Linked DNA regions of Homo sapiens: regions 1, 3, 4, 5, 6 and 7 are each linked to region 2. The links are chromatin loops, found by intact Hi-C in ENCODE. Cell type or tissue: mammary epithelial cell. All regions are shown on one strand. Region 1 holds the start of UFD1 (ubiquitin recognition factor in ER associated degradation 1). Region 2 holds the start of SEPT5-GP1BB (SEPT5-GP1BB readthrough). Region 3 overlaps DGCR2 (DiGeorge syndrome critical region gene 2). Region 4 overlaps LOC105372859 (a long non-coding RNA gene). Region 5 has its middle 65 kb from the start of LINC00895. Region 6 has its middle 16 kb from the start of DGCR5. Region 7 overlaps CDC45 (cell division cycle 45).

Evidence for each region. Peaks named below come from ENCODE experiments on the same cell type or tissue, not always from the same donor. Only the 100,000 strongest peaks of a DNase experiment are listed, where the experiment ranks them.
Region 1: it touches region 2 in a loop (6-fold over the local background); 11 of 110 quality-filtered maps call a loop at or near these places.
Region 3: it touches region 2 in a loop (10-fold over the local background); 3 of 110 quality-filtered maps call a loop at or near these places.
Region 4: it touches region 2 in a loop (4-fold over the local background); 10 of 110 quality-filtered maps call a loop at or near these places.
Region 5: it touches region 2 in a loop (11-fold over the local background); 22 of 110 quality-filtered maps call a loop at or near these places.
Region 6: a loop joins it to region 2, with 20 times the contacts of the local background. A loop is called at or near these places in 3 of 110 quality-filtered maps.
Region 7: a loop joins it to region 2, with 13 times the contacts of the local background. A loop is called at or near these places in 9 of 110 quality-filtered maps.

What each region holds. Positions count from the first base shown.
Region 1 is chr22:19,475,420-19,479,419 of GRCh38, reverse strand. UFD1 (ubiquitin recognition factor in ER associated degradation 1) reads left to right here and starts at 227. Exons shown (of 12, transcript NM_005659.7): 1 at 227-337; 2 at 3,818-3,950. The coding sequence starts at 335. RefSeq lists a silencer at 391-460. In mammary epithelial cell, a CTCF peak has its summit at 1,611 (motif pointing right); a DNase peak (open chromatin) is centred at 259; H3K4me3 peaks cover 2,424 bases; H3K27ac peaks cover 2,978 bases.
Region 2 is chr22:19,716,044-19,720,043 of GRCh38, reverse strand. It overlaps SEPTIN5 (septin 5), which reads right to left. Exons shown (of 12, transcript NM_002688.6): 3 at 346-442; 4 at 152-238. It overlaps SEPT5-GP1BB (SEPT5-GP1BB readthrough), which reads right to left and starts at 2,824. Exons shown (of 12, transcript NR_037611.1): 1 at 1,226-2,824; 2 at 346-442; 3 at 152-238. RefSeq lists enhancers at 258-758, 759-1,259, 1,607-2,247, 2,248-2,889 and silencers at 851-1,030, 1,435-1,605, 1,582-1,761, 1,772-2,191. In mammary epithelial cell, a CTCF peak has its summit at 1,913 (motif pointing right); a DNase peak (open chromatin) is centred at 1,913; H3K4me3 peaks cover 947 bases.
Region 3 is chr22:19,104,481-19,108,480 of GRCh38, reverse strand. All of the region lies in intron 1 of DGCR2 (DiGeorge syndrome critical region gene 2), which reads left to right. Among named protein-coding and RNA genes, the nearest start is that of DGCR2, 16 kb to the left of the region's middle. RefSeq lists an enhancer at 1,847-2,347. In mammary epithelial cell, a CTCF peak has its summit at 2,066 (motif pointing left); no DNase peak of the experiment used is centred here.
Region 4 is chr22:19,298,033-19,302,032 of GRCh38, reverse strand. All of the region lies in intron 1 of LOC105372859 (a long non-coding RNA gene), which reads right to left. Among named protein-coding and RNA genes, the nearest start is that of CLTCL1, 8.3 kb to the right of the region's middle. In mammary epithelial cell, a CTCF peak has its summit at 1,855; no DNase peak of the experiment used is centred here.
Region 5 is chr22:19,630,263-19,634,262 of GRCh38, reverse strand. It overlaps the pseudogene LOC100129254. Among named protein-coding and RNA genes, the nearest start is that of LINC00895, 65 kb to the right of the region's middle. In mammary epithelial cell, a CTCF peak has its summit at 1,882; no DNase peak of the experiment used is centred here.
Region 6 is chr22:18,952,127-18,956,126 of GRCh38, reverse strand. No RefSeq gene overlaps it. Among named protein-coding and RNA genes, the nearest start is that of DGCR5, 16 kb to the left of the region's middle. In mammary epithelial cell, a CTCF peak has its summit at 1,552 (motif pointing left); no DNase peak of the experiment used is centred here.
Region 7 is chr22:19,494,294-19,498,293 of GRCh38, reverse strand. It overlaps CDC45 (cell division cycle 45), which reads right to left. Exons shown (of 19, transcript NM_003504.5): 6 at 3,912-3,967; 7 at 2,265-2,313; 8 at 847-908. Among named protein-coding and RNA genes, the nearest start is that of CDC45, 16 kb to the right of the region's middle. In mammary epithelial cell, a CTCF peak has its summit at 2,212 (motif pointing left); a DNase peak (open chromatin) is centred at 873.

The DNA.
Region 1 (4,000 bases), 240 kb after region 2:
CTAAATTCGTCTGGAGGGGAATACTGTCAACACGTAATTTAAAATAACGTTTAAAAATACCTATAAAAGGGGAAATAAATCACGAAAGGGCATTTTAATGCTTCTACTGAGGGTGTTTTAGAGCCTAGCGTCTTCGCCTGGCCTTTTCTCTTTTGCAGCCGACGCTTTGTCCCGGGCACCCCCCCTCCGGGTCTCGGGTCCGGCACTTCCGGTGAGCCTCTGGGGCGTACCGGCTTGGCGCGGCGGCAGCGGCAGCGGCGGCTGGGAGAGCGGTCGGCGGGGTTTCTTCGTTGCATTGCCTGAGAGGAGCGGAGTCTGCCAGGTGGTGTCCATCATGGTAAGCGCTGACGGGCAGCGGGCGGGGGCTGGGCCTTGGCCCGGGGCCTGAGGTAGGGCCCGGCGGGGCAGGGCGGGGCGGGACGGCGGCGGAGGTGCCGAGTCACCCGGGCCTGAGTCCGGCCTGCAGGCTCATCGGCCGCACCGGGCACAAGCAGGACCCTTGACCACTAACCGCCTGTGGTCGCGTCCGCCGGTCCTGAACGTGGCTCGCATTCTGTCTCAGCCGGACTTGCCCTCCTTGACGAAAGAAAGGAAGGTTTGTGTCCATTCACGGGTTTCCCAAGTGCTGGACGCGCAACAGGTTTCCATAAACCCAAAGTTAGTTGCAAGGTTGCTGGGGATGGGAACAGAATCAGGGCGCTCCCCAGGGAGAATCCGTAGTGGGCATCCCCCGCTCTTGGGGGACACCCAGCTCTTGCCCCAGCTCCGTGAGCTCCGTGCCTACGGGTTCGTGCCTTCGAATCTGTACAGCGGTGTTGTGTTCGGTAATGATAACGATGGAAGCTAATACCTGCTGGTACATTTCCTGTTACACAGCTTTTAACACCTGTACTCCCTCATCGCGGCTTATTTCTTTTAATCCCTACAATCCCTTTGGAAGCAAGGATGATGATGATTTTAAACATGAGAAAACTAACGTTTACAGAGGTACTTTATTCGAGTCACAGAAGTAGGGACTGGAGAGTTGAAGCCAAGTCTGTCTGGCTGCAAAGCACTCTACGGTATTGTCTTCCTGTCACCTGTTTATTTTAGTAAAGACAAGGAATGATTGTTAGATTTTATCCCAAGTGTGTCACTGTCAAACCCTGGCTTATTTCTATTCTTGAGTTCATCCACTCAAGAATACCTGATATGTTCCAGGCAGTGTGCTAGGTCTCGGGATTGAAAAGGAAAGTGAGAGATGGGATCGGGAGCAGCAAAGAAGGGGCAGAAGGTCGGGTTCATGGGTAAACTGCAGGCAGGTTGTTAAGTATGTTGCCCCTTTGTGCGGATTTACCTTTTATATTCAAAGAGAAGAAATGGCTTACATAGGTTGGCTAGTGAGAAGCACTCAAGGGAAGCAAGCCCCTACCCTGTTCTGGCCTTGTTCACCCAGAAACGCTATTTCCTGTGTTATGGTTCTGGCCAAGATTTAGCTGAACAGTTATGCTGCTTAAAAGAAGAAAGACAAAAGATTGGAAATTACTGTGTTAGAGTGCCAGGGAGTAAAGAACCATCCCAGATTTTAGGCGGGAACATGCTATGTTTGCATTTTGGGAGATGGCTAATTCAGCTTGCTAATTTTGGAGTTGCTAGTAAACTGCTTTGTCAGTAGGTGGCATTCCTTCTACTAAATATATATTTGGAATCAAGTCAAGAAATTTTCTCTAATACAGATTTTTTTTTAGTTGTGGTTAAAAAAACCAAATTTTTATCATCTTAACCGTTTTTCAGTCTATAGTTCAATAGTGTTGAGTACATTCACGAGCAACAGATTTTCAGAACTTTTTCATCTTGCAAAAGTGAAACTCTACTCACATTAAACAATAGCTCTCCATTTTCTGCTCCTCACAGCCCCTGTCAATCTCTGTTCCACTTTGTCTCCATGAATTTGCCTACTCTAGGTACTTCCTAGAAGCGGACTCATAAAATATAAGTCCTTTTATGACTGACTTACTTCACTTGGCATGATATCCTCAAGGTTCATCCATGTGACAGGATTTCTTTCCTTTTAAAAGCTGAATAATATTTCATTGTATGTATATACCATACCACAATTTGTTTATTCATTCATCTGTCATTGGACACTTGAGTTGCTTCCACCTTTTAGCTATTATGAATAATTGTGCTATGAATACGGGGTGTACAAAAATCTCTTCTTGATTCTGCCTCCAGTTCTTTTGAATATATATCCTCCTGTGAGATTTTAGGTGGTTTCAGTTACCCGAGGTCAACCATGGTCCAAAAATATTAAAATAGAAACCACATTCACATAACTTTTATTACAGTATATTGTTGTAATTGTTTTATTATTAATTGTTAATCTCTTACTGTGCCTAATTTATAAATTAAACTTTTTTTTTTTTTTTTTTTTGAGATGGAGTCTTGCTCTGTTGCCCAGGCTGGAGTGCAGTGGCACGATCTCGGCTCACTGCAACTTCCACCTCCTGGGTTCAAGCGATTCTTCTGCCTCAGCCTCCTGAGTAGCTGGGATTACAGGCGTGTACCACCACGCCCGGCTAATTTTTGTATTTTTAGTAGAGAGAGGGTTTCACTATGTTGGCCAGGCTGGTCTCAAACTCCTGACCTCAGGTAATCCACCTGCCTCTGCCTCCCAAAGTGCTGGGATTATAGGCGTGAGCCACCGCACCCAGCCTATAAATTAAACTTTATTGTAGATATGTATAAGAAAATTGTAGATATGTATAAGAAAAAACATAGTATGTATAGATTTCAGTATTATCTGTGGTTTCAGGCGTCCACTGGGGATGTTGGAATGTATCCCCTGTGGATATGGGGGTGGGGGGTGGGAGGAATACTGTACTTTGAGAAAACCTTCAAATTGATACATGTTTGCTAAGCCTCATCTTAGTCTACAGTTTAAGATCTAGGATCTTATCTTTTTAATGGCATCATGTTTTAGCTTTGCTTGTTGCTGTAAGAAAGCATCATAACATAGTGTAACGTGTACCTACTTTGTGCTGTGAGAGCACGCTGGAGAGGCACTAGACCTGACCCTCAGCAGAGCAAGAGAGGCTTCCTGGGGAAAGGAAAGGATGGTAATTGGAACCCAGGGGAAGGGGTGCAACCACTGGGTACCTGTTCTTCCTGCTGCCTGGAATGTCTTTCCCTCTTTTTTGCCTGGCTCCCTCTCATAGCATTCAGGTCTTTGTGCAGAGTCCCTTCCTAACCACCTATTTAAAATAGCATTCCCAGGAGCCCTGTGTCTACTTACCCTGCTGCTTGTCTTCAGAACTGCCAGACACACATGTGTGTGTGTCCGTTGCTTGGAGTGTATATCTCTCTTGCTTTGAGTGTCATTTTCACCAGGACAGGGGTGGTATCTATTTTGTTAGTGGACAGACATCACTGGAGTGGTGCTTCCCTTGTGCTCATATCAGAGCCTGGCAGACAGTAGGCACTCAATAAAGAGATGTTTCAATTAACAAATATTGTTTAGATTAATGATAATAGGAAAAGTGTTCAAGGCAGAGGAACTAGCCCAGGCAGGAGTCTGTGGGGCTGTCAGTACAAGTCTCTGAGGTATGCAAGAGGTTGGGCCTTGATCCTGAGGATGAAGATGGGAGCATAGCCCTGAAAAAGGTTCAGGACAGGCTTGGCATGGCCTGTTTTGTATTTAGTAAGATTACATTGAAGATTTCAGTACATTGTGTTCTCTGACAATGTTTAGTAGCATTAATTACTCTGACATGTTTTGGCTTTTGACATGAAGAAATGTACCTTTGTTTTAATACTTGTTTCTCTTTCCTCCTTCTAGTTCTCTTTCAACATGTTCGACCACCCTATTCCCAGGGTCTTCCAAAACCGCTTCTCCACACAGTACCGCTGCTTCTCTGTGTCCATGCTAGCAGGGCCTAATGACAGGTCAGATGTGGAGAAAGGAGGGAAGAGTATGTGCTTGTTTTTATTTGAATAGTAACTTTTCCTGCCCTAAGTCTGC
Region 2 (4,000 bases):
TCCTCATCCATCTTGGTGCCTTGGCCCTACCCCCAGGGGACCCACACCGCGAGAACAGAACAGTGGGAGCTGGACCTGAAAGGGAGTCCTTGGAGAGGTCCCATGGAAGGGGACTGGGGATCAGTGCCAGGGCCTCCTGGGGGCCACTCACCCTCAGCACTGAGCAGCTTCCGGTCCTTGTACAAGTCTGTCAGGAAGAGGCTGTGGACCAGTGTGGACTTCCCCAGGCCTGACTCACCTGCACACAGGTACAGAGAAGGAGCTGCGTTAGGTCTGGGGCTCCAACGACAGAGCTTGGCTGGCCAGTGACCCCAGCCACTCCCCCGAGGAGCCTGGCCCACTCACCAGCCACCATGAGTGTGAAGTCAAAGCCTTTCTTCACCGACTTGCGGTGCACCTGGTTGGGCAGTGTGGCGAAGCCCACGTACTGCTTGTCAATGTCCTGGGGACAGGATGGAACAGGGTAGGGACACAAAGGTTTCTCCAGAAGCCCAATACCCTGTCTCTTACCAAATGCGGTATGAGGAGACAGCAGAGGGTACGGTTCCCAGGGTGGGGCATTTCGTTGGCAAAAATAAGGGGAGGGCCCGTGGGCAAAAGCCTGGAGATAAGAAGGCAGGCGAGGTGGTGGCAGGAGAAGGCACCCCTGGCCCCAATCCCAGGGAGGGCTCTGCAGGGACCGACACTGTATTTATTCCGTGGGGAGATGTCAGGCCGCAGCAGGCACAGGCGATGTCCTCCCTCCTCGGGCAGAGGGCAGCAGGATTGGGACCCCTGGGACACACTCAAGGCCCTCCATAAGCCGGAGAAGCTGGGGGCCTCGACACTCACCCCTCCGGAGAGTGCCAGGGGGCGGGAGGCCCCACCTGGCCCGGATCCAGCCGCGGGGGCGGCGGCAGCGGCGGTGGCGGAGCAGCGCCTATTTATAGACCGCGGCGCCGAGCCTCCCCCGCCCGCGCGCCCAGGCGCCCAGCCCCCGCAGACCCTTGGGGCCCCTGGAGGGGTCCCACGGCCGCATTCTCCGCCGCGTTTTGGAGTCGCGTGAGGTGAGGCCTGGACAGGGCACGTCGCCCCACCGTGGGGCCGCGGACCTGCGAGGCCGCTGCGGAGGGAAGGGCTGAGCCTAGGCGCTGGCGGGCCGTGGCGCGCGGGGACGGGGACCCCATGCCGAGTCCCGGAGCCCGCGGGGTCACAGACCCACGTTCCGCCCTCTCCACACACGCACCTTGAGCCGCCTCTGGGCCTGGGTCCGCGGCGACAGCAGCTGCTCCACCAGGCGGTCCTGGGGCGCTGCCAGCGAGTCCATCGCGGCGACCCCCCCAGGCCCGGGGGCACGCTCGGACCCCAGGCCCGGTCAGGCCGCCAGAGCCCGGCGACAGCGAGGGACCTTGGCGCGGCTCTGCCTTAGGCTGCGTTGTCCACCCCGTTTTGCGGACGCGGGAAGTGAGGCCTGGACAGGGCACGTCGCCTACCCGGGGGATCGTCGACCCCCGAGGCCGACCGAGCCATCCCCCTGACTGGGCGAACTGGCCCCAAGCTGTGGCGGCGTCGCAGTCCGGGCAGGCCCCGCTCCCGCACCCGAGCCAGAGGCGGGGCGTCGCAGGCGCCCGCGGAGCGCGCGGCGGGGGGCGGCAGAGACGGCCCCGCCCGCCGTCGCCGGGAAACGGTCGCCTGGAAATTGGGCCGCGGGCGGAGCCACCCGAAAGCGGCTGCGGAGGGCAGGGCTGAGCCGAGGCGCGGTCGGGCCATGGCTCGCGTGGACCGGGAGCCCTGCCGCGCCCCCGGGGCCTCAGTCCGGGCTCCAGGACAGCAGGAGGGGACGACCGGGTCCTGCACGCGGGCCGGGGCGGGCCGGGAGTCGGTAGCCACCGCGCGTCCCGCCCCCAAGAGGTGCTGCGCGGCTTCCGCCCGCCAGAGGGCGCCGGAGGCCGCTCCCGGGACCCACGCGCAACAGCGCGGGTACCCGCCCAGTTCAGGGCCCGCCGTCTTCTCGCAGACTTGCCCGAAAACCTCCCGGCGGCGTCTCGACGCCCCAAGTGCCCACAGACACGCCGCGCCCTGCACCCCTCCCCAGCCCTGCTTGGGGCTGACCTCCCCCGTGCGTGCGTGCGTGCGTGCGCGCGTTTGTGTGTGCGCGTCCGTGCGGGTGTGTGTGTGTAATGTGTGTGTGTGTAATGCCTGCGTGTGTGCGCGTGTATACATGCGTGTATGCGTGTGTGTGTACGTGTGTGCATGCATTGGGTATGTGCGTGTGCGCGGGTGTGTGCATGTGTGTTTGGTGGACTCTTTCCCAAGACATTCGGGGGACCGGAGGAGGGCAGAGCCCACCTTTTCTGAAGTCCAGCCTGCCTGTCCCCTAGGAGGCTTAGGGTGGACAGAAGGGAAGGGAAGGGAAAGGAAGGGTGCAGGCTGCCGGAGTACTGGAGGTCCCTGCAAAACTTGGAAGCCCCCGCCAGCCTGCTGAATAAACGCCGGCCACCCATGCGCTGCCCTGCAGCCCTCAGGTGGCCCTGCCCTCAGAGACAGGGGTGGGGGTGGGATGGGACCCATCTCCCACGTGCTTCTGTGGACATTCCCTTGCCCTCTGAGCATCCTCACCAGCTCTGACCCACAGGATTGGAGGGACTGGGAGCTCCTGCCAGCCGGGCCTCCCTCCCATGTGGCTACTCCAGGGACTGCGGGGGTCTCCCGAGCTCCGCTCTGTGGGCCACCCACCTCCATGACCCCAGTAGAATCCCAACAGGCAAGCCCAGCGGAGCAGGACATGGGGCCTGGAAAGGTTCCAGGGTAGGACTGGTCAGGCCAAGCCCCTGCACATTAGAACATTAGAAGCTGGAGGCCCCAACCCCACCCCACCCCACCCGCCACCAGCCCTCCCTTAGGCTCTCCTGGCTGAGAGACCTCCTCCACTTCCTGTCCAGGCCCTGGTCCTGTTGTGGGGCCTGGACCACTGGCACCTGGGGAGGAGGGGCAGGCCCACAGCTGGGAACAGGAGAGCCTTTCATCCCAGGGAAAGGGGGCAGCTCCAGGCCCCCCAGCTCTACCAGTGCATCCCTCAGTCCTTGCTGCCAGAAAGCCTCCTCACTGGCCCCAGCCTTCCATGGCCCTGACCTGCAGGAAGCCTCTAGGCTGAGTCCCACCCAGTTTCCAACTGAGGGTCCACACCTCGAAGCCCAGCACCCACCCAGACAGGCTGGCATCTCAGGCCCAGGGCATCTCCAGGAAGACAGACAGCCCTGGGCCTAGGCCTCAGGCTAGGAGGTGTCTAACAGAGTGTGTGGCTCTCAGACTGCCTGCCTCAGTTTCCCCATTGGTAAGGCACAGCCTCTGGGGAGGCCCAGGTCAGGAGGGCAAGAATCTCACTCTCAGCGTTCAACCCACCTGCCCTGCCACCCACTGGGGCCCAGTCAGGGCCTGTGGATTCCCTGGGGGAGCCTCAAGGAAGGGGCCGTACCTGCCACCCCCTTTCTCTGGTCCCCAAGTGACAAAAGATACTCCCAGGGCTTCCTGAGCCATATGACACAGCTGCGCCCATCTCCTCCCAATGCCTGAGCCTCTCTGGCACTTCCATTCTTAGAATCACCCGAGTCAGCTCTGGGAGCAGCAGCCAGGGCCAAGAGATCACCGGTGCTGCCTGTGAGGAGGTGGGGGCACAGAGCGTAGTGACGGAACTCCCCCAATGCCTCTACAGCCCCCTTTCAAAGAGCAAAAAGAATGCTTGGACAGGCTGAGGCTCAGCAACGGTGGTAGCAGGGAAGCTGCCATGTGCTTCCAGCTCCCCCAGACCCACTGGTCACCCAGACACCTGGCCTGGCTCCTGCTCCGGGGCTCCCTTCCTTGGCCACACAGTGCCTTCTTCCTCTGGGCTTGGAGGCCTGGGAGGCCTGGGATGGGGTGAGGTGGACTCCCGGTTGACCTCAAACGATGGGCACCTCAGCAGGAGGGGGTCCCCACCCTGCAGTAATGGGCAAGAGAACCTGGCTGCACCCAACAGCAGTGG
Region 3 (4,000 bases), 610 kb after region 2:
ACCTCACCCTCACCGAGTAGCTGGGACCACAGGTGTTCACCATCATATGTGGCTAATATTTTTATTTTAATTTTTGTAGAGACTGGATCCCTGTGTTGCCCAAGCTGGTCTCCAACTCCTGGGCTCAAGTGATCCTCCTGTCTCAGCTTTCCAAAGTGTTGGGATTACAAGTGAGAGCTACTGTGCTCAGTGTGGTCTGTGTATCTTTACTAAGCTTTTGATCAAAGACTTTTTTAATTTTAAAGAAGTCTGATTTATCATTTTTTCTTGTTATGGTCATGCTTTCTGTTTTTGTCTAATAAATCCTTGCCTACCCCAAGGTTACGAAGTTCTTCTCCTTCCCTAGTAAAATCTGAGCTTCGTGGGGGCAGACACCTTATGGTTCTCCTCCTGCTCTTCTCACTTGTGTCCTGTACAACACCTGGCCCCTAGGAGGTACACGGCGGTGTTCATGGAAGGAGCAAATGAGTTGTCTTAAGGATTCATAATAATGTATTCTAAGCACTTGATATACTGCCTGGCACATGCAAAATGAGCATTCAGGAATCTGATTTGACTACAGCTGTTCTTTCTCTTAGAGAAATTGGCTGCGCTATCCTGTGGCTATGATCGAAATGTGGTGCGAGTGTTGGATGAAACTGCTGGCTGATGTTTACATCAGATGCGAGATAGCTCTCGCTCCAGTTCTGTCCCACCCTCCTGCCCTGGTCTTATTCCCAAGTATGTAGCCCCTCCTGCCCGAACCCCCATGAAATAAGGACTGATTGCAAGTTGCTGTTCTTTTCTTGAAAGTGTCACTCATGGAATAGGTATGCTTGGTGGACCTGCCTTTCTCTTCTTTCATCTTATATGATCCCTTCCTTTTTCTTAGGACCTTCCCTTCTTTTCTAGGATAACTTATTTTAAACAGGGCCTTCTTTCCCAAACATCTGCCTAAGGAGAAGCCACAGGGCAGAGCAGCTGAGCCAGTGTTTTGGTTGGACAGCATCTACAGATAGATGGTAGCAGGTGGTGATCACTTCTTCTCCTGGAGGTAGAAAATGCTTGTTATTTATGAGAAATAAATGCTGAAGCATAGGCCTTGTCCCTTTGTTCTTGTGTGGTGTTCCCCAGTGTCAGTGTTGTGACCCCTTGGGCTGTGGGAGAAAGTGGCTGGCACTCCCCTAGCGCTTGGCAACCCTACTCCCTCTCCACTGTTGCAGGAGAGCTGGCCACCTGTCTCCAGTGGTGGTGATGGGGAGTCAGGAGCTCCAGGGTCCAGGGGAGGAGTGACTGAGGGTGGAGCCTTCACTCAGAGATTCCACTTGCCCCGGGGGCTGTTTGGAAATGGGTTTGGTGGTTATGTGTTTGGGGAGCTACTGCCATTTAGGGAGCCATATCAAAGAAGTTGCAGGCATATTTCAAAACCACAGCAGGAGTGTTTGCAGGTGTAAAATATTTTGTTCTAGTAACTGGCCACTGGTAGGGAAAAAAAGTACAATATGTTGGTACATCCTTGGCTCTGCACCAGACTGGTGGTGGGGCTCTGGTATCCCTGGGCTTTGTGCAGTGAGCCCCCAGAGGCTCTGCTGACTGCTGTCTCGGTGAAGGAAATGGCTCAGAACTGGAAAGTTTGGACCTGGTCCTCTAGGGAGTCAGAATGCAGAGCCCCACCCAGGGGCTCTGCTGGCTTCAGGGATGGGGATTTGGGTCAAAGAGCCCACAGCCTGACCTCTGATGCCCATTCTGCTGCTGCCAACTTGATGTGGGACACTGAGTAGGCGGGTCAGCCCCTCTGAGAAGCTAGCTGGCTGGACTAGTTGGGGGTTTCAATACATAGAACAGCTTCGGGCCTTCCTTCACATTTTGCTAATGAAACTTCCAATCTCATCATTTTCCATGAGCCACACATGTCTTGTTCCCGTTTGAACTCTGGGCCCTCATGGGTGAGGAGCCGGCTGGCCTCTGGGCTCCTTGTGGCTTGAGGTTCAGATGCTGGCATCGTTGGTGCTGTAGCCTGGTGGCTGCCAGTACAGAGGATGCTCAGGCCTCCAGGTATCAGCAGTCTTCACTGCCCCCTGCTGCTGAGACGCAGTGGCAGGTCAAACTGCACAGAACCCCTGGCCATGGTTCCTGCCTCCCATCCTCTCTTTGCCCTTGTGGGTCCCTCTCAGAGCATTTATCTCTGCAGAGGACCTCCCAGGATTGTTCCTAAGGGTGGCATATGTGAAACTTCAGCAGCTGAGCATTGTTGGAGTAATTTTCTCTTTTGGGCCTCATCACCTCCGTGGAAGTCAGGAGGGATAGGCAGGGCAGGATGGTCACCTCCATGCTTTACAGATGGAGGAAGCAGCCTGGCGAGGCTGAGCAGGGTTGCACGGGCCAGGAGCTGAAGCCTGCTGTTTGTCTCGCAACGGATCTCTGGGGCGTCTTTCCAAGCCAGTCTCCCTGCGTGGTTCCAGGAAGCTACAGGGGTGGGGAGGTTGTGTGCTGGCCTGCTGGTGCTACGGGGCAGTGGCAGCGATGGGGAAGGGGCTAGACGGGCTTCAGGGGAGAGCTGCAGGGACTGGTGAGCCGGGACCCCCAAGAACCTGGATGTGGGGCTTTGCGGGAAGGTTAGAGGTGGCCCTTGGACTCCATAAAAGGGCAGATGGCATTTGAGCACTGTAGAGAAGGCAGGGAGTTTGTGATGTGATCACAGTTGGTTCTGGGATGGTCTGTGCACTGTTTGGAATGCCAGGTCCTGCCTTTCCTCACTTCCTAGCTCTGCCCTCCCAGGTCTGCTCTCTGTCTGACGCAGGTTGGTGTTCTGATGATGCACTCCTCCATCGCCAGCCGCGTCCCTTTCTGGAGTTATAGCACATCCCATGAAGCTATCTGGTCCCGAAGTCCCTCTGGGGCCCCGGAGTACAGTGTGCCTTCCAGAGCGTGCATCGCTCCCTTCCCCACTGGGCAGCACCTGTTCAGAATGGGTGCTTGCCAGAGGCCTGCCCATGGCCCCTGGTGGCTCAGATGCTGGCCATCTCTGAGGCCCCATTCAAGGCCCTTATTATTCACTCTTGCCTCAGGACAGAGGTGACCCCTCCATTTAGAAGGTCACCGAGCAATATGCCCTCTGTTTTGTCTTTTAGTTGTGCTATCAACAGTGGTCTCTGTCCTCCCTATTTTTTTAGTTTTTGAGATGGAGTCTCATGCTGTCACCCAGGCTGGAGTGCAGTTGTATGATCTTGGCTCACTGCAACCTCTGCCTCCCAGGTTCAAGCAATTCTCCCCACCTCAGCCTCCCAAGTAGCTGAGACTACAGGTGTGCGCCACCACGCCCAGCTAATTTTTGTATTTTTAGTAGAGATGGGGCTTTGCCATGCTGTCCAGGCTGGTCTTGAATTCCTGGCCTCCGGTGATCCACCCGCCTTAGCCTCTCAAAGTGCTGGGATTACAGGCATGAGCCACCGTGCCCGGCCCTCTGTCCCTTCTTGAGGGCATCTGGAGAAGAGATGGCTGGCCCAGGGCAGAACCCAGCATCCACACCTCTGGTCTCCTGGAGATGCGTGGTCGCCTGTTACAATAGCCCAGCCAGCCCTTGGCTTCCAAACCTTCTCCCCTCTGCTGCTGCTGCTGCTTTGAAGTGTGCTGGACAAATCTCCCTTTCCTAGTAGCAACTTGTATGGAAGGTGAAATGACCTGTGGGAAAGCCCCACTGGGAAGCAGCTGCCAGCTCTTTCCAAGACAGAATGTGCAGTAAGGCTTTACTGCCAGGTGTGAGCAGGCCTGCCAGGGATGCTGGAACCTTCTGTTCTGGGCACTCCAGCAGGGCATGGGTGTCCCCTACCCCGGGTGTGGGAGTCTGTGTCTGATGGGTCTCAGACTGCTCTGGTGGAGACCTATCTTAGTGGGCTGTGAGTAGTGCGAGCAGATGGGCTGGAATTTCTCCTGCATTTCTTTGCTGGAAATGTTTTGATTTTCTTAGTGATGTAACTGTGGACATGTGTGCTTCTGCTAGTACTCTGTCTCCCTCTTGTTC
Region 4 (4,000 bases), 420 kb after region 2:
TCATTCCTTCTGTTTTAGTTTTCAGTAATCTTTTTTGGAAAGTGGCCAGTTTTATTGTAGTTATTACAGATTGAAGGATTAGACCTGTTCAAAGGTTTATTGGGGTATTTTGACTGTCTACACTTGGTGGATACTTGTTTTAGTTGCAAATTCATAACTTTACTCACTTTATTCTTTGGTATGGCCTCTTTATCTTTTTCTTCTTTAAAGTACACAACGACCCGTCAGCAAGATTAATCAAATCATGGGTTTGAGAAGTGGCCCAACTAAGGCACTGTCTCTTTACTATTAGAGTGAATTCTTTATCTAGAACATTCATAAAGTTGGAGTTGAGGAAAGTATCTTTTCTTTTTCTTTTTTTGAGATAGAGTCTCCCTCTGTCGCCTAGGGTGGAGGCAATGGCGCAACTTGGCTCACTGCAACCTCCACCTCCTGGGTTCAAGTGATTCTTCTGCCTCAGCCTCCCAAGTAGCTGGGATTACAGGTGCATGCCACCACGCCTGGCTAATTTTTGTATTTTTAGTAGAGACGAGGTTTTACCATATTGGTCAGGCTGGTCTCGAACTCCTGACCTCAGGTGATCCACCCACCTCGGCCTCCCAAAGTGCTGGCATTACAGGTGTGAGCCACGGCACCCAGCCCAGGAAAGTATCATTTTTATGATTAGCATCACTCACCTCACATAAGCCTGAATATTGTCTAAAAGTCTTTTTACATCTTTCAAAGTATAACATAACTGACTCTGGATTTTGTATATATGGTTATATTTTATGCCAGTTGACTACCTTTTGTTTGTTTGGTTTTTTTTTTTGAGATGGAGTCTTGCTCTGTCGCCCAGGCTGGAGTGCAGTGGTGCGATCTCGGCTCACTGCAAGCTCCTCCTCCGATGTTCACGCCATTCTCCTGCCTCAGCCTCCCGAGTAGCTGGGACTACAGGCGCCTGCCACCACGTCCAGCTAATTTTTTTTTTTTTTTTTTTGTATTTTTTTAGTAGAGATGGGGGTTTCACCGTGTTAGCCAGGATGGTCTTGATCTCCTGACCTTGTGATCCGCCTGCCTCGGCCTCCCAAAGTGCTGGGATTACAGGCGTGAGCCACCGTGCCCAGCCTTTAGGCAATCTTTTATTTTCCTCCTGCAGTGAAGTAACTTTATCAGAACCTCTTCTGGATGCTTCTAAATACCTCTAAAAATAAATCTCCCAATTATTCTATTTTATCCTAGAACCCGATTTTTCTTTTTCTTTTTTATTTTCTTTTTTTTGAGACGGAGTTTCGCTGTTGTTGCCCAGGCTGGAGTGCAATGACGCCTAATCTCAGCTCACCGCAAGCTCCGCCTCCTGGGTTCAAGCGATTCTCCTGCCTCAGCCTCCTGAGTAGCTGGGAATAAAGGCATGTGCCACCGCACCCGGCTAATTTTTTTTTATTTTTAGTAGAGATGGGGTTTCTGCATGTTGGTTATGCTGGTCCCGAACTCCTGACCTCAGGTGATCCGCCCGCCTCGGCCTCCCAAAGTGCTGGGATTACAGGCGTGAGCCACGGTGCCCGGCCAGAACCGGATTTTTCTAATTGAGCACACAAATAATTTAGTTTAGGCATTTCAAAGTACCCTACTTTGGCCATTGCAATTTTGGTTCTTCGTGAGTTCTTCAAGAGACAATTTTTCTAAATAATGACAAGAAGTAAAACCGTAAGTACTGTACAGGTATCCAGCTGGAGTCTCTAAAGATGGACCTCTCCACAAGGAGGACTCTATTTTAGATAGCTGATCGCCTATAATTTGTATTCTCCTCTTAAGTGAAAGGGAAAGATGTTTTGGATCAAATGTATTATTTATGGGAATAGCTCCCCCGTGTGTTACCCTTGGATCAGTTCTTTCCTCTTATGTGTCTCAGTGAAACCCAGAAATTCTGGGAGCTTAAGGCACTGGGACATCAGTACCTTATATATATTTACTGAATTTAAGCAAATTTCCCTGTATGTTCTTCTTTGGGGATCCCCTGTGTGACCATTTCTCATCACAAGTGATAATCTCTGGCACTCCTACAAGACCTCAGTCACCTAAGGTGCCTTTTGGTCAGGATGAACAGTGTACGTTGCCTTCAGGACTTATCACATTCTCATAAAGATTTTTTTTTAATTAATTATTTTTTTTTTATTTTTATTTATTTTATTTTTTTGCAGAGACAGGGTCTCACTATGTTGCCCATGCTGGTCTCGAACTCCTGGTCTCAAGTGATCCTCCAGCGTCGGCCTCCCAAAGTGCTAAGATTACAGGAGTGAGCCACTGTGCCCAGCCAATAAAGGTCTTTTATAAATTTTTGGTCACTCAAAAAAAGAATTTAAATGTGCCAAATTGAACTGAGCTTCAAAACCTGGCTAGTTTAAGGTCACAATTTTGCTTAAGCCACAGAAATTCATATCTTATTAAAGGGAAACTGCTTTTCCTTTAACCAGATTTTGCATGAGAGAAAAGGTTGCAAACTTTAGCAAGTAAGGCAAACAAAACCTTAACCTTAAAAAAGAATGAAACCGTAAACCTGCAAACAACAGAATCTCTCGAGAGATAAGAAATGAAACTCCTACCTTAAAGATTTAAAGTAGAACTTTAATTCCAGCCCCATTGAGTATGGAATCAGGTCATTTGAACAATATACGAATCTCATCTAAGCCAGGGAGATTCAAAATGCAAGAGGGGTCTCACTTAGGGCTCCCATAAACTCCAGCAACAGTCTGTACTGGTACCACCTATCTGTTAGCAAAACAGCAGGAGTCAGTGGCAGAAGCTAACTTCAGGTCCCATCTGGGTCACTAGTATGTCAACCTGAAATAATTTAAAGCATCAGAATCCAGTTTAAGAGTTTATGCAAGCACAAAGTTGAGGATGAATATCCGGAAATACAGACCCCAAAGGAATGGGGTCAGTGATCCCAAGCTGAAAGGTTATGGTCTTACTTATATAGGCAGCAAACAAAGAAATTTAACAGAATTACATTTTTCATACAAGGGTAGTTTATGAGTTACTGCAACTTTATTAGTTATAGCTTGTTTTCTTTCCCAATTTAAAGGAGTATAAGAGAATATTTAACATTTTATTTTAGACAATGTGATAGTTGTGAGGTCATTGTGTAAGAGAAGAAAGAAGGAAGCTAATCTATAATGAAGATCAACAGTTAAGAGAGAAAGGGTCTTCTCTGGCATCCTTTAGTCTTTTACAACATTTTATAAAACAATGTAGGTAAAGAAAAAGCTAATCCATAATTAGAGGAACAAAGGTTACAGCTGCCTAGGTTACAGCTGCCTGTTGTATGACTTGGGCCTCATAACCACATTTCTTTAAGGTTCAAAATAATTTAAAGTTCCAACCACTTTGATTTTGAATTTCTTATTTTCACATAACAAACAACCTCAACATCTCTGTAGTTTATAATCTCATTTACTTATTTTTTCTCACTCACAGGTCAGTGGTTCAGTTGGAGTTTGGCCAATCTTAGCTAATCTTGCATCCAAGATGCAGACTGGGCTGAGATCTACTTTATACATGCCATCCTGAGCTCCAAGCTCAAAAGGCAATGGCTAGGGGGGACAAATTGTACTCACGGACACAACAGAAGTGCAAGAGTGCAATCCAAACAATGTGGGACAGTTAAATTTCTGCTCATATCACACTTCTAACATCCAATGAGCTGAAGCAAGGCACAGGGTGAAACCTGGAACCAAGGGGTGAAGAAGCACCCTCAATCCACTACAAAGCCATGGCAAGAGTGCAGAGGAATAGAACTCTTACAAGGCCTTAAGACTTGGGACCAATTATTCAATCAACTACAAATCTAACCTTTTTTATACCCCTTTCTCAGATGATGCCTGGATTACCCCAGTTCTGACTTACTATAGATTTTATATATTTAAATTCTGACTTTTTTTTTTTTTTTGAGACAGAGTTTCACTCTGTTGCCCAGACTAAAGTGCAGTGGCACGATCTTGGCTCACTGCAAGCTCTGCCT
Region 5 (4,000 bases), 86 kb after region 2:
ATGAAGTACCACAGGCTGGGCGCCTTAAACAACAGACACCTACTCCTTGCAGTCCTGGAGGCTGGAAGGGTTGGTCCTTCTCAGGCCTCTCTCCCTGGCTTGTCAATGGCCGTTCTCTCCCTGCGTTCTCACGGGGTCTTTCCTTTTCCTCTGTGCCTGTCTGGGTCCTAATCTCTTCTTCTCCTTCTTTGAGACAGGGTTTTGCTCTGTCATCCAGGCTGCAGCACAGTCGCATGATCGTAGCTCACTGCAGGGCTCAAATGATCCTCCCACCTCTGCCTCCCAAGTAGCTGGGACTACAGGCATAGTCCCAGGCTAATTTTTGAATTTTTTGTAGAGACAGGGTCTTGCTATATTGCCCAGGCTGGTCTTGAATTCCTGGGCTCAAGTGACCCTGCTACCTCAGCCTTCTGAGTAGCTGTGACTACAGATATACAAGACCACACCTGGCTAACTTTTTTTTGGTAGAAATGGGATCTCACTCTGCTGTTCAGGCTAGTCTCAAACTCCTGGGCTCAAGCGATCCTCCCATTTTGGCCTCCCAAAGCACTGGGATTATAGGCCTAATCTCTTCTTCTTATAAGAACACTTGCCATGACTTCTGGTGTGTGTTGCCAAGGTGCGGGCCTGGTGGGCCACAGGGGCAACATTATTGCCATCGTCCTCTCCCTCTGTCCCGGGGGTCGAGATGTCAGGACTCAGCTCTCCAGAGACGGAGGGCTGTCGTAACCTACTTGGGCTACTGGACAATGAGGAGATTCATGGCCCTGTGCAGCACCGTCACCAATTGCCTGGTGCAGCCCAAAGACCACCAATGTAAGGGCAGACCTGTGCCATGGAACACAGCCACTCCTTCCCAAGCCTCATGCTGACCCCAGGTCACTGGAGCCTGGGAGTGGAGGGGGTTCGGGGCCTAGAACCCAGTTAGTCTCAGACCCCGCTTAGGCAGAATCCTGGGGAATCCCTGCCACCATGGCAGATCCACTGCTCTGAAACTGATACGGAAATGCTGAGAAGGGAGAAGCATGGTCCCTTTAAATGATACGGAAGGGGGTAAGGGAAGTGCCAAGGGAAGTGCGGGTATAGGAGGGCGTTTTCTGACCCTGCTACCTCAGCCTTCTCAGTAGCTGTGACTACAGGTACACAACACCACACCTGGTTAATTTTTTTGGTAGAAACAGGATCTTATTGTGTTGTCCAGGCTAGTCTCAAACTCCTGGGCTCAAGTGATCCTCCCACTTTGGCCTCCCAAAGCAAAGACCGTTTCTTACTAAGGCTCCACCCCCACGGACCTAAGTGAGGACAGGCATTTCCTGCCTTACATTTTCCAAGACCGCTCTTGCTGCCACGCCCCATCGGGCGCCTATAAAAACCCAGACCCTAGCAAGGCAGAGACAGGAGCGGCTGGACGTGGAGAGGAGCACACTGGCGGAGGAATCCACAAGTGGCCGGCTGGCGAGAGGAATGCGCCCACAGGCACAGGCATGCCACTGATCGCGGAATGACGTGGAGTTTGGCCGGGAGTCGGAAGAGTGTCTGGGCCACCCAGCTGCCCCACTCCAGGGGAAAACCATCTGTCTTCTGGTTCCCCCATCTGCTGAGAGCTACTTCCACTCAATAAAACCTTGCACCCATTATCCAAGCTCATGTGTGATCCGACTCTTCCGGTACACCAAGGCAAGAACCCGGGATACAGAAAGCCCTCTGTCCACGCGACAAGTAGAGGGTCTAATTGAGCTGGTTAACACAAGCCGCCTATAGACAGCAAAACTAAAAGAACAAACAGTAGCATACGCCAACTGGGGCTTCAGCTGTAAACATTCATCTCTAGACCCTGCTGTGGGGCCTGAGCCCCACAACCTGCCCATCTGTATGCCCCCTCTAGCGGTGGGAGAAGCAGGACACAGAAGAAACGAGCCACACCCCCATCCCACACCCTGCAAGGCGGACAAAGGAACCTTTCCCGTTTCGGAACCACTACACAGGCTTAGGCAGCTGGGCCCGCCAGGAGGTGGTGGCAGTGACAATGGCGCAGCTTCCGGGATTATCCATGTCATGGGCAGCACTTGCTGATTTGAGGATTTGGAGCACCTTTCATGTAATGTTAGTGGACAGTCCAAGGGCAGAACTTCTGAGGCGTAAAAACGTCCACCTTTCTGGTCACATTTAAGTACTTGGCAACACCAGGGGGTGGTTGTTATACCTCCAGTTACTAAAAAACACAGTCTTATTTAGCGTATAAAAGCAATCACAGCCAAAATTGAAGGAAACACCAGAGCCAGTTACAAAGACAGAGGACATCCAGCTCTTTCGACAGCAGGCAAAAGATTAAAAAGCTGAAAAGGTTGATTTTCATTGCCTGGGAGAATTCTGTCACCGGGTCTTTGGACTTCTTAATTCTCACAATTCTTTCCTGGGACCACCTCAAGATGAATGGGAACCACAGCATGATGTCCAGCTTAGATTCTATTACAACAAGTCAGAACAAAACGTGATAGACTCAGCTTAGATTCTATTACAACAAGTCAGAACAAAACGTGATAGACTGGCTGGGTGTGGTGGCTCACACCAGCACTTTGGGAGGCTGAGGTGGGTGGATCACTTGAGGTCAGGAGTTTGAGACCAGCCTGGCCAACATGGTGAAACCCCATCTCTGCTAAAAATACAAAAATTAGCCAGGTGTGGTGGCACATGCCTGTGGTCCCAACTACTCGGAAGGCTGAGTCAGGGAATCACTTGAACCTGGGAGGCAGAGGCTGCAGTGCCCCGAGATCACGCCACTGCACTCCAGCCTGGACAACCAAGCAAGACTCTGTCTCAAAAAAAAAAAAAAAAGAGGTCAGGCGCGGTGACTCACGCCTGTAATCCCAGCACTTTGGGAGGCCGAGGCGGGCGGATCACGAGGTCAGGAGATCAACACCATCTTGGCTAACGCAATGAAACACCGTCTCTACTAAAAATACAAACAATTAGCCGGGCGTGGTGGTGGGCACCTATAGTCCCCTACTGGGAAGGCTAAGGCAGGAGAATGGCGTGAACCCGGGAGGTGGAGCTTGCAGTGAGCCGAGATCATGCCACTGCACTCCAGCCTGGGCAACAGAGCGAGACTCCGTCAAAAAAAAAAAAAAAAAAGGGATGGACTACCATGGGACAGAAATCATGAGTCTCCGTTTGCCGTCACTAGTAAAAGAAGAATTTCTTTTTCTCAGCCCAATGTAGAAATGTACTTCTTCTCTTCATGGGCTGGTGATGGTTGGAACTGCTGGGAACTGCTGGGACATCGAGGGAACACTTGCTTGGGCATTTTTGAACAAAGTTTTGGGCTCACCTGCTGCCCTTTTGTGGAGAATACTTGGAAAATCAAATTTATCAACCTGAGAATTGTTGGAGACAGTTCCCTTGCTCCTGGAATTACTGAAACCAGCTGTTACATTTGAACAAGGTGGTCTAGAGGCCTTTCATAATATAATCACCTTACATGGCACCAACACAGTGCAACATCACGTAAAGTAGGCATTGGTGGTGGAACTGGAGAACAAGCTTTATGTAGTGGAAATGAGGCACCGCTGAACAAACGAGAACTGGGTTTACCTGACCCCCTAAAGCACTGAGCACCGTCAGCCTAAAATATCTATACAGAAACACTTCCAAATACATCAGTAATGTCTAAGTGATTTCAGATGTGAGGATTGACCTATTTTAGTTGAAATAACTTTCTGAACTCTAGACTTAACATATTCTGTGAATACTTACCTATTTTTACCTGAGTCGCAGCAAATGTTCTGAAATGTTCTGAAAGCTTAACACAAATAAATCTCACTTTAGATGTTATAGAAAAAAAGAAGAAGAAGAAGAAGACCCGTCATACGGGATCAGGGCCCACACTAATGACCTCATTTTAATTCATTCAGGTCTTTACAGACCCTGTCTCCAAATACAGCCACATTCTAAGGGAGCAGGGCTTAGGACTTCAACAAGTGAATTTGGGGGAACACAGTAC
Region 6 (4,000 bases), 760 kb after region 2:
CTGCAGCCCCAAGGGATGGGCAAGGCCATGCCAGCTGGAGTCATCCATGTCCCCTCGGACATGGTGGCCTCATTCAGAGGGCACCATGGAGAAGGGTACAATGAGGGTGGCTACCAGAGACAGTGGAGATGAGGCGGTCAGGAAGCCCAGTGACGGGCCTGGAGGGGACACACGGCCAGCTGGGCACAGGGCACGAGGCCTTTGTTCTGCGTGCTGTGGCATACGGTGCTGGCTCTGGCCCATCTTTTGTTAGTGGTGGGTTCAGCTCTGTTCCTTGGAGCTCCCTTAGCCCAGGGGTCCACCTCCCCTCTGGGCAGCGCCAATCAGCGCATTCTGCCTCAGCCAGCTGTCAGCCACCTGGACCTCCTCCCTCATTTTACCATCCTGGAACATCACGGTGCCTGGGGCAGGCCATGGAGACCTGGCTAGCCCATGATCTGCTCAGTCCTCATCAGCTGTTGTGACAGAAACAAGTCTGTGCTGATGAGCTGAGCCGACCAGGCTGCAGCCCTCACTTCAGGAGAGGGTCAGGCCCAGCCAGGCCTGGTGAGCAGGTGTGGGGACGGACGGGTGCTCATGTGTGGGAGGTTTCTTAAGAGTGGGTGAGAGGAGGACGGAGAGGGGACCAGTGAAGGAGAGTGGAGGGCACTGCCCCCGTGGGGCAGGACAGGGTGGGGCTGGTGTTAGCTGGGTTGGGTGTGTGGGTCTGGCAGGGAGCCGGGCATGGGAGTGGGTCCCGAGGAGTGCGAGGTTGGAGCCAGGACCATGGGCCTCACCATAGAGGCCTCACCCCAGGGCAGAGGGAGCTGACAGACGGGGCTGACGGGAAGGGGGGCTTCCTGTCATCAGAGGACAGCCCATGGCCACCTTTGTGGGGACCCCACAGGGAGAGGCTGGCCCCTGAGGATGCTCAGACCTGGTTCAGCATGGCCAGGCCCTGGCCTAGCCCAAGGTCAGCACTGGCCGCTACCCTGGGGGCTGAGTCTCCGTCTCGCCCTGTGACATGGTGCCCACACTATGAGCCAGTGTCAACCCTTTGCCCATGTCCCGGGAGCCTTGTGTGTCCATATTCACGGCTGAGAGCCTGCCGTGGGGGTCTCTGCACTGGGGGAGGTGGGTCCAGGGTGTGTGGCCCCTGAGATTGTCCATCATGAGTGCCACCTGGAAGGTGCCGGAGCCTCACCCTGTCCTCCAGGGCCCAGAGTGTTTTGGGGAGATCCTGTGCTGGCATCTTGGCTGGGCCAGGATGGTGTCTAGGAGGGACCCTTGGGAGGGAAGCAGGGGCATCAGGGGGCCTGGTGCTGGGGTGGGTGGCAGGAGAGGCCTGGAGGGCGGCGGCCCAAGCCAGTGGCTGGGCAGGTGTCAGGAGGGAGAGGGGTGAGGCCTGGCCTCCCTGCCGCAGCCAAGCCAGGGCCTGGGTGTCCTGGGGGGTGGGACAAGACCCAGGGCAGAGGCAGGGCTGCTTGCATGCAGGGTGGCCACATCCCGGCCTGGTGAGTGCCGGCCGCTCAGTTCTGCGGCCCTCTGCTGCCCTCCGCCGGCCGCCTCTGTCCCTGCAGGCCCAGCCATCTACCTGCAGATCTGGACAGACCCTCAGACCCCAGGCTGGGAGGTCTCAGGAGCCAAGACGGGGTTGAATCCCATTTGAGGGCATCTGAAGGCGTGAGAGCCTATGTCAAGCCCCTGCCCAGCCTTGCCTTGGCCAGCAGCTCCAAGGGGACTCTGGTGGGCAGTGGCTAAAGATGACAGAGGGGCTCAGAGAGGCTGAGCTGCTCTGTAAGGTTGCACAGTGAGCAGGGGCCGAGTGGCCTTGGGAGAGGCAACAGCAGGAGGGTCCTCGTCATGGCCAGAGCCCGGGGACAGGAAACCCCTGCTGGGTTCCCCCACCAAGTAGCTCCCATTCCCAGCCCTTAGGGTGTCTCAGGAGAGGTTCCGGGGGAGGTCCCACCTGCCTCCTGCCTTCTCCCCCAACCACACCCTAAATGGGTCCCAGCTCCCCAGCCCCTCCCACAAGGGCTCACCCGCCAGAGCTCGGGGAGAGGCCCTGCAGGGCGGCTGTTTCTCCGTGTGCTGCAGTCCTCTGGACACTGAAAACCAATCGCAACCATCTTAATGGCATTTAATATGCACAGTGAAAGTCAGCAGCCACAGCCACGGGCGTGTGCTCAGGGCAAGGTTTACATGAAGATGCCACCAGGCTTAGCCCATGAGTGGCCTCCTGGGTCCCAGGAGAAGTGTGGGGTGGGGGTGCAGCTGGGTGGGCCATGGTAGCAGAGACCTGGGGAGGGGAAGTGGGAGGTAGGAACTGGGCTAGGCAGGGACTCAGGGGAGGCTGAGGCCTGGAACAGGGAGACTGAGACCTCAAGGAGGCTGGGACATTGGGAGTCAAGACTTGGGGAAGCTGGAACATGGGCAGGCCGAGACGCAGGGGTTTAAGAATGAGGGTCTGGTGCAGACCTGAGTTGGAGCCCAGCCGCTGCTGGCCCGACGTAGCTGGAGAGTGTGCTGACCCCATGGTGGCTAGAGAATGTGCTGTTGATAGGGAAGGCAAGTGCTGGGAAGGGAAAAGTGTGGTCCATTTAAATGATACGGAAGCAGGGAAAGGAAGTGCTGGGTAGAGGAGGGCATGGTCCCAGACTAGGGCTCCAACCCCACGGACCTAGGTGAGAACAGGCACTTCCTACCCAAATGTTGCATTTCTCACGACCACCCTGGCCTGCCACGCCCCCATCCTGTGCTTATAAAATCCCCTGAGACCTTAGCAGGCAGACACAGGCAGCTGGACGTGGAGAGGAGCACATCAGCGGAGACACACACGGGCGGCTGGATGTCGAGATGAACGCACTGATAGGCACCGGCATGCTGGCAGGCCACTGACTGGCAGAACCACGCGGAGTTTGGCTGGGGCAGTTGGAGGACAGCCCGGGTGCACAGCGGCCCCACTCCAGGGGAAAACCTTCCCACTCCACCCCCTTCTAGCTTCCCCTATCTGCTGGGAGCCACCTCCCCTCAATAAAACCTTGCACTCATTCTCCAAGTCCACGTGTGATCTGACTCTTCTGGTACACAAAGGCAAGAACCCCAGGATCCAGAAAGCCCTCTGACTAACACAAGCCACCCTACAGACGACAAACTAAAAAAGCCCCCGTGACACACGCCCACTGGGGCTTCAGCTGTAAACCTTCACCCCTAGACACTGCTGTGGGGTCGGAGCTCCACAGCCTGCCCGTCTGTAAGCTCCCCTAGAGGTTTGGGCAGTGGAGCACTGAAGAAGCGAGCCACTCCCCTTCTCACACACACTGCTAGGGCAACAAGGGAACTTTTTCCGTTTCACTGGCCCAAGGTGGCTGGACAGTGTGCTGGCCCCACGGTAGCTGGAGAGTGTACCGTGCTCCCTGGCTTTCCTCCTGATGTATAAAATGAGTTAGCGGGTCCTGGGGGCTGTTCCCACAGTGACGTGGTGGAGGCTGACCCTGACACCCACCCCTGCTGAATGCTCAGTGAATGGTGGTTGCTGTCAGGAAGCATCATTGCTGTCCTCCATCAGTGTCTGTGGGGATGGGTGACTCTTGGAGGATGCTTCCAGCAATGTTGCACTGCCAGGACAGAGGCCATCCACCTGCCTCTGGGCTTCCTGGTGTGAACAGATGGATGGATGGGTGGGCCTGCTGCGTGCAGGGAGCTGAGGCTGGGTCTTCACCTATGGGCAGGAGGCTACACAGGGCTCTGGGAGAGACAGCACTGTGGCTGGGACAGAGCCCATGTGATGAGATGCCCTCGGTGCCCCTGGCCTCCCTCCTTGCTCCTGCCCCTCCAGGACATCACCCAGAGCCCCCTTGCTCTTTTGGGGGGATGCCTGGTGCCTGCGGTTTCTGTCACTCTTGATCCCACCCACCCCTGCAGGTTGCTGGCAGGACAAGTGCAGGAGTCATCTCACGGCTTTCCCTGGGATCTCTGTACCCGCTGAGAACCGGGAGCTGCACACAGCCTGTCCAGCATC
Region 7 (4,000 bases), 220 kb after region 2:
ACGATGGCACAATTGTAGCTCATTGCAGCCCTGAACTTCTGGGCTCAGGAAATCTTCCTACCTCAGCCTCCTGAGTAGCTTGGACTACAGGTACACACTATGACACCTGGCTAATTTTTGAGACAGAGTTTCATTCTTGTCGCCCAGGCTGGAGTGTAATGGCGCAGTCTCGGCTCACTACAACCTCTGCCTTCCGGATTCAAGCGATTCTCCTACCTCAGCCTCCTGAGTAGCTAAGATTACAGGCACCCACCACCACGCCTGGCTAATTTTTTTTTTTCTATTTTTGGTAGAGACAGGGTTTTACCATGTTGGCCAGGCTGGTCTCGAATTCCTGACCTTCCAAAGTGCTGGGATTACAGGGGTGAGCCACCATGCCCAGACAATTTTTTTTTTTGAGACAGGGTTTCACTTCATTGCCCAGGCTAGTCTCAAACTCCTGCACTCAAGTGATGCTCCTGTCTCGGCCTCCCAAAGTACTGGGATTACGGATGTAGAATTAAGGATGTGAGCCACTGCAAAGGCTGCCTCCTTCAAATCTCACACTCCTCCTGTCACTTGACTTTACTGAGTACAGGCTGAGCAGCAGGAGTGGGGAAGGTGAAGCTGTACTGTATTCTCTTCCTCTGCATTCTCCGACACTCCAAGTCCCATGTTTGTGTGAAGCTCCCAGGGCTTCACAGTTAGGAAAAAGACCAAAATCACACACATACCCAGAAAGGGGCTGCATCTGACACTCCTGGTGGGGACAAGGGAAACACCCTCCCTGTGGGAGGACAGAGCTGCTTATGTGGCACTGACCAAGGCAACAAATACTCCCACACAGCTGCCGCAGGGGCTACGTACCACAGCATGTCATTCAGGTCCTTGGACAGCATCCAAGCCAGCTCAAACATCACCATGGCTGACTGTAAGGAAGCAGAGAAGTCTAAGGCTCATGGGAGGGGCATGTGCTGGGGCTGGGCCATGCAGCCAGACTGGACTTGAGCCAGAAGGGCCCTGGCAAACCCCTGCGGATGGAGGGTCTACCTGGCCAGGGCATGTGGGTGGATTCCAGCCCGACATGTGGGATGAGTACACGCTAAACTGAGAAGAGGAAGACTGAAAGTAACTCCTTTGCTACCTAAAATCATTACTGTCTGTATATTTTATCCTGTAGCAAGGGAAGAATTCACTTGGTAGGGGCAGCCCGGGTGCAGCACTGGCTGGGGCCTCTTTGTATCTCCCTGTGTTCCTCAGTGATGCCCAAGGCAGGCACTGAATCCCAAAGGCCAGGAGACCCCATCATTTGCCTGGCTCTGCATCCGCACACTCCTCCTGCTTGGCTGGCGTCCTCAAACACATTCCCAGGAAGGCCAGGTGAGGCAGAGCCCTGGGTCCAATTATTTGAATATTAAAGAGGGAGGGGCCTCAGCACCTCTCTTTCCAACAGGGCTGTCCACATCGGAGCATTTAACTCCCATAAGCAGAGGGTCTCTATTTGGTAAAAGACCTTGAGGAAGACTGGTGTCTGACCAGAAGACCCTAAGATCCCCTTTGCCGTGAGATGCGGGCTTCCTCCAGGGAGAGAATTTCCAAGGGAACTGGCCCCATATATCTGGAGGGAGTTATCTTCTCTAAGTGAGCATCAGCACCCTCCCCACCAACTGTTTAGAATTTTCCATTAGCAAGGACTGAGCAGAGACAGCAAAAGGATGATCCTTCAAAGGACAATGGAACCTTGACAATAAAAGGGACACTGGAAATACGGTGCTTAGAGTTCAAGGTCCCAGTATTAAATTCTAAGACTAAATACAGGATGTTTTATTGAAACTTATTTTCTAGGGCTCCTTAAGGCCTTGAGCTCTGCTCAACACTATTGACATAGTAGGTTTTCTACACTAAATTCTGTTTTGTAAAAGACACACACTGATGGGCCATTATAAGTCTATAGCGTTTTATCTTCTCGCACAGAGACTGGTACAAACTCATTCTGTGTTTTTGATGAACAAAAATAAACGCTGCTCTTCTTTGATCACCTATTGGGTGCAAACGACCATTTTAATAATTACCTCTGAAATGAGGATTATTCTCTTTACAGAGGAGGAGATGTTTAAGGCTCAGAGAGCTTGCAACACCTGCCCAAGGTCACACAGGGGGAAGACATGGAGCTCAGATTCAAACCAGGCTTTTGTGGCTCTAAAATCTACGTTTCTTCTTCACATTTGAGGACACTGACCCCTGGAGTCAGAACTTTATAGTGAGTTCCACCTATTCATACTTACCGATGTCCCATGATATTCATACTGCTCGTAGTCAAAGAGGATGTCTCTTCTGTAATGACATAAAATGCAGGTCTTCAACAGGAAGTAGCAGTACAGGAAGCCAAATATTTTGGAAAAATGCTAAACTTGACAGTATTCAATGAAATGCAAATTAAATCATGGTACTATTTGTTTTCACATATTGACTCTTGGTTTTTTCTTTTTTGTTGAGACAGGTTCTTGCTATGTCTCCCAGGCTGAAGTGCAGTGGTGTGATCACAGCTCACTGCAGCCTTGACATCCTGGGCTCAAGTGATCCTCCTAACTCAGCCTCCTAAGTAGATGGGGCTACAGGCATGTGCCACTACACCCAGCTAATTTTAAAAAAATTTTTTAATAGAGACAAAGTCTCACTATGTTGTCCAGGTTGGTCTCAAACTCCTGGGCTCAAGCAGTCCTTCCACCTTGGCTTCCCAAAGTATTGGGATTATAGGCATGAGCCACAACACCTGGCCACTTATTGACTCTTTAGCAGAATGTATATGTGTAACGTTGGGAAATTAACACAAACTGCCAGTGGCAATGTATGATGTAAAGTGGTATAGTTCAGAATTCCATTTCAGAGAAATTGTCCCATAATTACAATTCAAAGGAAAAAGCAAGACAAAACTTGCTGTGTGCACAAAGTAATTCACTGAAGCCTTATTTATAATGGCAAAATATTGGAAGTAACCTACATTTCAAAAAGAAGGGAAACTGCCAATTAAGTACTAGGCTGTTTAGAAAGCCTGTTCAGAACTATTTTAAATGGTTATATTAAGTAGAAAGATGCAAAATCAGATGTATCATGTAAAATATGCACAAGTATGTATAACCCAGGAATAGAAACCCAAACCCAGAATCTCTTTTAATTAGGCAGTGTGATTATGGATTATTTTCACTTTTCTTTCCTTATGCTTCCTGAAATGGTTTTATATTATCCTTTTTTGGTTTGTTTTTAGAGACAAGGTCTCGCTCTGTCACCCAGGCTGGAGTGCAATGGCACAATCATAGTTCACTGCAGCCTTGAACTCTCCTGGATTCTCCTGCCTGGGCCTCCCAAAGTGTTGGGAATACAGGCATGAGCCACCACACCTGTCTTACGTTGTCCTTATCCGAGGGGGCAGCCTTCCTCCTGTGGCAGCGGCAGGAGTGCATGCCCTCAGCTGAAACAGGGGGAACATCAGCTGGATGGCCTGGGAGACCTTCCATGAGAGATCCAGCAAGGGCTTCCCCCGGGACCCACCTCAAGGGCGCTGCTGCATGCTCACTTCAAGCTAGAATAACCTTTCCAATATTTTCATTTTAGAGCACTTCTTATAAATAATTTGTAAATCAAAGTATCTACATTGGAAAAACTTGATAAAAATAAAGAGCCAGGGCCATGGTCTCTAATGGATGGCATGTACCTGGGAGACCTTGGGGCTGTCCTGTCACTCATGGGACCGGCGAACAACCTGGAGCTCTTCTCCAATGCAGCGGCCACAGGTTCACTCCCAGAGCCACTGGCCCAAAGGTTCTAAACTCAATAAATTATCCTGAGACAGGAAGTCAGAGGTATGGGTGGCACCACAGACCCCCAGGCAAGTGGGCTTCTGGTGCTGGGAGCAGCTGGAAGCACAGACTCACCTCCGGGCCTCCCACTCTCGCCGCTGCCTCCTCCGCATGGTTTGCTCCACTATCTCCTGATACAGGGACAAAGAGAACAAAAGGTGGAG